3 separate regions of the Homo sapiens genome follow, and regions 2 and 3 are each linked to region 1. The links are chromatin loops, found by intact Hi-C in ENCODE. Cell type or tissue: OCI-LY7. All regions are shown on one strand.

Region 1 (2,500 bases):
CACCTGTCCATGTAGCTCTGCAAGTCACATTTGGAGCCTTCAGACACCTGACAACTTTGAGATATGCCCACTTATCAGATGAGACTGTCAAGGTGAAGGCTGACTTGACCTTCCAGAGCCATGCTGTCCAATTAAGTAGCCACTATCCCCAAGCTATTCAGAACTGACTTATATTGTCAGTATATTTTAAATACTCACTGCATTTTGAAAAAAAGAAATAAAGTATCTCAACAATATTTTTATATTGATTACATGTTGAAGTAATATTTTGGATATATTGGGTTAAATAAAATTTATTATTAACATTAATTTCACCTGTTTTTACTGTAAGAAAATGTGGCCACCAGAAAATTTAAAATGACATACAGAGGTTGCATTCTATTTCTTTTGCACTGTGCCGTCCTAGAGGGCAGGCCTTGTAGCATCATCCTCAAAGACATTGTGCCTGTGTCACCAGCAAAATTTGCCCAGGAGCCCCTTATTGCGGATATTGCTAGGTCCTGGAGGCATGGGCCATCCCTTCCCCTGTTGCCCAGAATGTGAGAACTGTGTCCTCAGGGACCCTGGTCAGCTGTTTCTGAAGAGCAGTGACTGCAGATGCAACTTTGGTTACTCCTGGAAGTTTCTGCTGATCTGCTACCCCTGGCACCTAGATACAGCCCCTGTGCTGGGTCCCAAGGCTCATGGCTGCTCCCTCTAGACCCAAAGACAGGCTCCAGAGGAGCCTCTTGGGGGCATCCAGGGGCCTCTCTTCCTGTTCCTTATGGTGGCTGGGCTTGTTCCTGGCCGACCCACAGGAACCGGGCTGCCCTACCTCTCCTGCCTTGTACCTCCTCTGCCTTGATGGGCTGCCAGGTTTTAGGCAGGTGACCCTGGAAGCCGAAGCAACTTTGGGAAGCACAGAGGAGGTGACGTCTTACTGTAGCCACCTCCATCCTGAGTAAACCTAACCGCCCCCCCACCCCGCCCACCACCCACCACCACAAGGGGCACTTTTTCAGCTATGGGCAACATAAAACATCCTTAGGGCTACGGGAGAAGTGGGGACAGGGTGCTATCACTTTGTTCAGTGTCTCAGCCCAAACTCTCCCTTTAAAGATGAACTCATCCCTTTAGTTAAAGGTGCATCCTCTTTGGACCCTCCAAGGGCCCCCAGAATTCCCCACTTTCCAGGAAAAGCTCACCATTTTGGAGGTGGGTGAAGACGAGCTTCATCTGCATCCCCCTCCTTGAGTAGATATTTATGGAGCACCTATCTCCTGGCAGGCACCCTACAAGCACTGGCCACACAGTAGCAAACAAAAGCAGCTGCACCCTGGCCTCTCAGAGCTCCCTCTAGTGGGGGAGACACGTGCTGATCTAGAAATCACACCCAAGTCTCCTTACAAACACTAAGAGCTGCTTGCAAAGGATGTGAGAAACGGATCCAGTCTTGAGTGGAGGTGGTTGGGGTCAGGGAAGCCTTCCCTGAAGATGCAATATTTCAGCTGACATTGTATTTTGAAAGCTTTGGTTTTCTTCCCATACCACTCCTAGGAAAGGGTCTTGAGGATCGGATGAGGCTGGAGAACAACTACCAGGGTGGCCTGAGGCAGAATTTTCTGGAAGGAAAACTTTAATGAGAACAGAGAAAGAGATCCAGAAAATCAGCACATCTTAGCATTAAGCCTTAAGAGTAAGATCAGGCTGCAGCTGGGAAAGGAAGGGAGGGCTGAAATTCACAGTGGATTGAGGCAAGAGGTTCAAGGCCAAGGGGGGTGAATGGTGATGGGGTATGGGCCTCCCTCCCAGGTAGAGCTCCTGCTGTTGCAGTGATGGCTTAACAGATCTGTGCAGGGTTGCACATTGCGTATTTGGTGTTTTGATGGAGCCTCTGTTTTACTGGGTCTCATAAAAGCTTCCAATGATAGAGTATGCCTGATGCAGAACCCAATGCTGGAAAGAGCCCTGAACCACGAGACCTGGTTCCAACCCTGATTTTGCCCCCTACCCACTGTGTCACCTTGGGTGAGCCCTCTCCCCTCGCTGGAATACAACCTCCTCATCTATAAAATAAGGGGGCTGGACTGGGTGACCTACAAGCCCACATGCACATCTCGGGTTCAGGACTCTGGGAGTCAATGACGTGCTTGGCTGAGCCGTTCCCAGTTGTAGCCAAGATGTCGAGGTTCAAGCCTGTTATGAAGCTGCCGCTTAGATGCTGCCACTTCTGATATTAATTTCTTTTCTCCCCATGAGACATGGAGGGCTTTATGAATGACTCCAAGAATTGCCTCTGGCCTTGGGGACGGAAGCTGGCCCTGAAAGCCAGTGGAGCTGAAACCCTAGAGCACCTGTACCCCAGGCTTTTGGTGAATTGACCCAAATCATTTCTCCTATGAGCAAGCTGTGACTGAACTCTCGAGAACAGGGAGCTGGTGACAAACTTTCATTCTGATTGTCCCCAGAGCCATGCTCTGCTTCATTTGAACCTGGAGCAGAGAAAGCCCTGATTTTATTG
Region 2 (2,500 bases), 50 kb before region 1:
AGAAAGTCTAAGATCAAGGCACTGGCAGAGTCAGTGTCTAGTAAGGGGTCATTATTTTCTGGTTCATAGATAGCACATTCTCACAGTTTCCTCACTTTAGTGAAAGGAGTGAACAAGCTACCTTGGGCCTCTTTTATAAGGCAATAATTCCATTTGTGAGGGCTCTGGCCTCATTACCTGTTCAGGTCCCAAAAGGCTCCTCTCTTTATACTATCACCTTGGGGGTTAGGCTTTCAATATAAAAATTTTGGGGGGACATATGTCTTCAGACCATAGAAGAATATTAGGAAAGAAAAGAGCCATTTAATAGCAATAAAGGAATCTATTCTTTAAGAGCTCATAACAATCCAACATATGTATGCACTTAATAACAGATCTTCAAAATATTTGAAGCAAACATGACTAGAACTGAAAGGAAAATAGACATATCCACCGTTATAGTTGGAGATTTCAATATTATTCTCTCGATAATTCATAGAACAAATAGACAGTAAATCAGTAAGATATATAAGATCTTAACAACATAATCAACCAGCTTGGTCTAACTGATATTTATTAAGCACACCACATAAAACCAGAAGAATACCAGATTCCTTGTAAGCTTAAACAGAATATTCATCAAGATAAGCCATATTCTGGGTCATAAAACACATTTTAATAAATGTAATAGAATTGAAATTATACAAAATAGTTCTCTGACCACAAAAGAATTAAACTTCTAATCAATAACAAAAAGATATCTGGAAATTCCCAAAATATTTGGAAATTAAACAACACATTAAGAATAATCCATAAATTAAAGAAGAAACTTAAAAAGTAAAAATTTTAAACTGACAGCAAATAGAAACATCCAATTTTTGGGATGCAGCTAAAGCTGTGCTTAGAGAGATATTTATTGCATTAAACACTTATATTGGGAAAAAAAAATCTTTGAATCAATGATGTCAGTTTCCATTACAAGAAAATACAAAAAAGTAAATTGAACTTAAAGTAAGCAGGAGAAAGAAAATAGCAAATATGAGAGCAAAACCCAATGAATCAATAGAGAAATAGAGAAAAATCAATGAAGCCAAATGCTGGTTCTTTGCATACACTAAGAAGGTTAATAGACTTTTAGCCAGACTGACCAGGAACTTAAAAAGAGAGCATCCTATGGACATTAAAATGGCAACAGAAGAATGTTATGAACGGTTACATGCCAATAAATTCTATAACTTAGACGAAAGAGACAACTTTCTTTAAATATACATACTCCCAAAACTCACACAAAAATAAATAATCTGAATAGCTATATATCTATTAGAGAAACTGGCTTCACAGTTAAACACCTTTTCACATGGAAAACACCTTTTCACATGGAAAACTCCAGATCTGAATGGCTACTATGAAACATTTAAATAGTTTTCTACAAACAATTTTACAAAACACTTATGAAAAAAAAATAGTGACTTTACACAAACTCTTTCAGAAAAGATAAGAGGAAGAAAACCTGTCACCAACCATTTTATGAAGCCAGTATTGTCCTGAAAATGAAATCAGAAAAAGAGATCTTACAGGAAAATAAGCCCACAGGCCAACATCCCTCATAAACATATATCAATAAATATTTAACAAAAATTTAGCCAGTCAAGTCCAGCAATACACAAAGAGAACAATATATTATGGCCAAGTGGGGTTTAACCTAGAAATGCAATTATGGTTTAATATTCAAATATCAATCAATGTAATTTACCATATAAATCAGAGCTAAAACTATAAAACTTCTAGAAGAAAACAGGAGAAAATCTAAGTGATCTTGGGTTAGGAAAATATTTCTTAAATAGGATGCAAAAGTATGAACTACAAAAAAAATGATAAACTAGACTATCAAATTTAAAGATCTTTGTTTTTTAAAAGACACTTTCAAGGGCAAAAGCTTCGAATAAACACCTTATCAAAGAAGATCTGTGAATGACAAATAAGTATATGAAAAGATGTTCAACTCATTAGGGGAATGAAAATTAAAAACAAAATGAGTTACCACTACACCCACTGGAATGACTAAAGTTAATAACTGACAATACCAAGCACTGAAAAGGATGTGAAGCAACTGGAACTCACATACATTGCTGCTGGCAATTTAAAAAATGTTCGATTCACTTTGAAAACTGTTTAGTATTTGATTCTAAAGTTAAATGTACCTTTATCCAAGAAAATTTACCAAATTCAATTGTAGGTGTTTACCCAAGAAAAATGAATACAGTTGTCCATAGATTTGTATTTAAACATGCATAGCAGCTTTTTTTTTTTTTTTTTTTTTTAAATAACACCTCCCAAACTGGAAACAACCCAAATATCCACCAGGTGGTAAATAAACAAATTATGGTACATCCACACAATGGAATACTACTCAGCAACTAAACTGAATGACAAATGCAGCAACATGAATGAATCCCAAAAGCTTTATGCTGAGTGAAAGATGCCATACATAGTAGAGAATGTGCTTTATAATTCTATCTAT
Region 3 (2,500 bases), 220 kb before region 1:
ACTTTGAGAGACTATGGACTTGGAGGATGTGGCTGTAGCAGTTTGTAGGAGTTAAAATTTGGAAACAACTCAAGTGTCATCAGCAGGGGCACAGATAAATACATCGTGGTGCATAAGGCAGATGTCAGTTGTGTGACAGCCTCCTTAGTTAAAACAAATGATCTCTGTGTATTGCCATGCAAAGAACCAAAAAACTATGTAGACTTAGAAAGCAAGTTGCAATAGCATATATACAGTCTATTATTTATACATGCAAGTTGCAATAGCGTATATACAGTCTATTTATTTATTGTAACAAAAGAGGAAAACACCATGGGGAACACACAGTGCTTTCATTTGTCAAAGAATGAATAAGTGCGTCTTTTCCTGGGTAAGTCCTGGTCACCTTTCAGCTCTCAGCTCAGTATGTTACTGCTTCAGCGCAGTAGGTGCCTGGTCAGTGGGTCTCAGAACCCAAATCTTTCCTTTACGTCTCCCGTTATAGTCGCATATTTGTGTGATTATTTGGTTAATGTCCTTCTTCCCCACAGGATTCATTTGAGCAGGGACCCTGACCACCCTCTTCACCACGGTATTGCTAGAACTTAGCCCAGTGCCTGACACACGGTACCTAGTCAGTGAATTTCTGATTTCTGTCTGTTCCCCTGACTAGGTGTAAGCTCCATGAAACGAAGGGGTGGGACAGGGGAGGGGTGCTGGTTTTCTTTCTCATGGAATCCCCCAAGGCTTAGCAATTAGGAGGGCAGGCTGTGGAGTCAGAATTCGAGAGCTCAAATCCTGACTCTGCCACTGCTAGCTGTGTGACCTTGGTCAAATAAACGTTGCATCTCCGAGCTCAATGTCTTTATTTGTAAAAAGGGTAAGGATGCCTTCCTTAGAGTGTTGTTAGAATTAAATGGTATAGCGCGTGAAAACAACGCACCAAAGTGCTTGGTATTGGGGCCTCATTTATTTGTTGAATGTCCAAGTACCCCTGTTGTGAGAAGCACCTGGGCTGGGGCCTGTCCCACTCGGAGAGGATGCTGCTTGTGTTCCACCCTCTGGGGCCCCTTAGGTCATTTCTTATATTTCCACCAGGTGGCGCTGTGGCCATTCGCGCCGGTAATGCTCAGCCGGCACAAAGCTTCAAAGTGGCTTCCAGTCTCCTTCCCAGCCAGAAGCCTGTCTGCAGGTCCCCAGGTGGCCGTCCCACTCTGCTTTAACCTCTCAGAGATGGGGTGCTCACTGTTACCAGGCTGGAGACGCTTTCGGGGCTGGTCTGAGCGTCTCTGTCCTCTGGGTTGGGGCAACTGGACCCTGCGGGACTGGGGAAGCCCAGATGGAAAGTCATGGGCTGACCAGGGTTGGAAGGGATTTAGGTGAGGCCAGCGAGGTGCTCAGGAGGCGCTCACTCTCAGTGTGCAAGGGTGGGGCTGACCTCACTGGAGGCCTCATGAGGACACCTTGTGGTTGGGCTGCCGCCAGTCCACGGCTTTAGACCTGCCTGTCCTCCACTAATCCACAATAGTGTAGGGCACCCACCATGTCCCAGGCTCCATATGAACTCACTTGTTTCTCTTAAGAACCCTAGCTAGTAAGAACTATTATTATCTGCATTTTTCAGATAAGAAAATTGACGTAGGGACAAATTAAGAAACTTGCAGGTAAAAAGTGGCAAAGCTGAGGTTTGAGCCCTGGCAGTTTGGCTCTGAGTGTCACCTCTTAGCCATTCTCTTCCACGGCTGTGCTGACCTGTCCATCCTTCCTTCCCTCCCTCTACCAGTCTCCCCATCCAGCACACACTTGCTGAGCTGTCACTCTGTGGGGCCCAGGTGGGAGCAAAGCTGGGCACTACCCTGGCCCTTGTGCGGTTTTCAGCCCATCAGGTGGAGACCTGGCTCTGCCATGACTTTATCCTGTGACCTTGGACAGGTCATTTAACATCGCTGTGCCTCAGCGTCTTCATTGTGAAATGGGAATGAGAATCCTGGCCTCGTTAAGTTTTGGGGAGGATGGAGTGACTCCAACCTTTGGAGCTGCAGCCTGGCACCCAGGGGCGCATGGGAAGTAGTGGCCATGATTGTGATTGGCATCAGCATGGAGAGGCTCCTTCCAGCCCACACTGGAACTGGACCTAGAGTCAGGTGCTCGGGTGGCCATGTGGAAGCGTGGAGGAAGAATCGAGTCAGGATCTGCTGTTCCTGGGCTTGAATCTTGGCTTTGGCACCGTGAGGGTCTGAGACTCGTGATTTTGGGCAAGGCTTTTCATCTTTCTGAGTTCTCCCTTAAAAACAAGAATGACTAATACCAACCTTGTGGTATCCTTGTGGTTGTTCTATGAAGTAACAAGCGCTTGGCACATAATGGGCACCTTTGTAAAATTTCATTTCCTGTCCTCAAGAAGAATCAGATGGCTGTGCAAACCCAGGGATCAACACATCTGGAGTTCTTGGCACCTCCCCTTCTCCCAAGGAAGGCCTGGACCTTGTGGGATGGGCTGCAGAATTCCATTTTTTTTTCC

Evidence for each region. Peaks named below come from ENCODE experiments on the same cell type or tissue, not always from the same donor. Only the 100,000 strongest peaks of a DNase experiment are listed, where the experiment ranks them.
Region 2: a loop joins it to region 1, with 2.1 times the contacts of the local background. A loop is called at or near these places in 2 of 110 quality-filtered maps.
Region 3: a loop joins it to region 1, with 10 times the contacts of the local background. A loop is called at or near these places in 43 of 110 quality-filtered maps.

The regions. Positions count from the first base shown.
Region 1 is chr20:40,740,540-40,743,039 of GRCh38, reverse strand. No RefSeq gene overlaps it. Among named protein-coding and RNA genes, the nearest start is that of SNORD154, 27 kb to the right of the region's middle. In OCI-LY7, a CTCF peak has its summit at 1,342 (motif pointing left); a DNase peak (open chromatin) is centred at 1,329; H3K27ac peaks cover 905 bases.
Region 2 is chr20:40,790,954-40,793,453 of GRCh38, reverse strand. No RefSeq gene overlaps it. Among named protein-coding and RNA genes, the nearest start is that of SNORD154, 78 kb to the right of the region's middle. In OCI-LY7, no CTCF peak of the experiment used is centred here; no DNase peak of the experiment used is centred here.
Region 3 is chr20:40,961,745-40,964,244 of GRCh38, reverse strand. No RefSeq gene overlaps it. Among named protein-coding and RNA genes, the nearest start is that of TOP1, 66 kb to the left of the region's middle. In OCI-LY7, CTCF peaks have their summits at 883 and 1,086 (motif pointing right); a DNase peak (open chromatin) is centred at 1,084.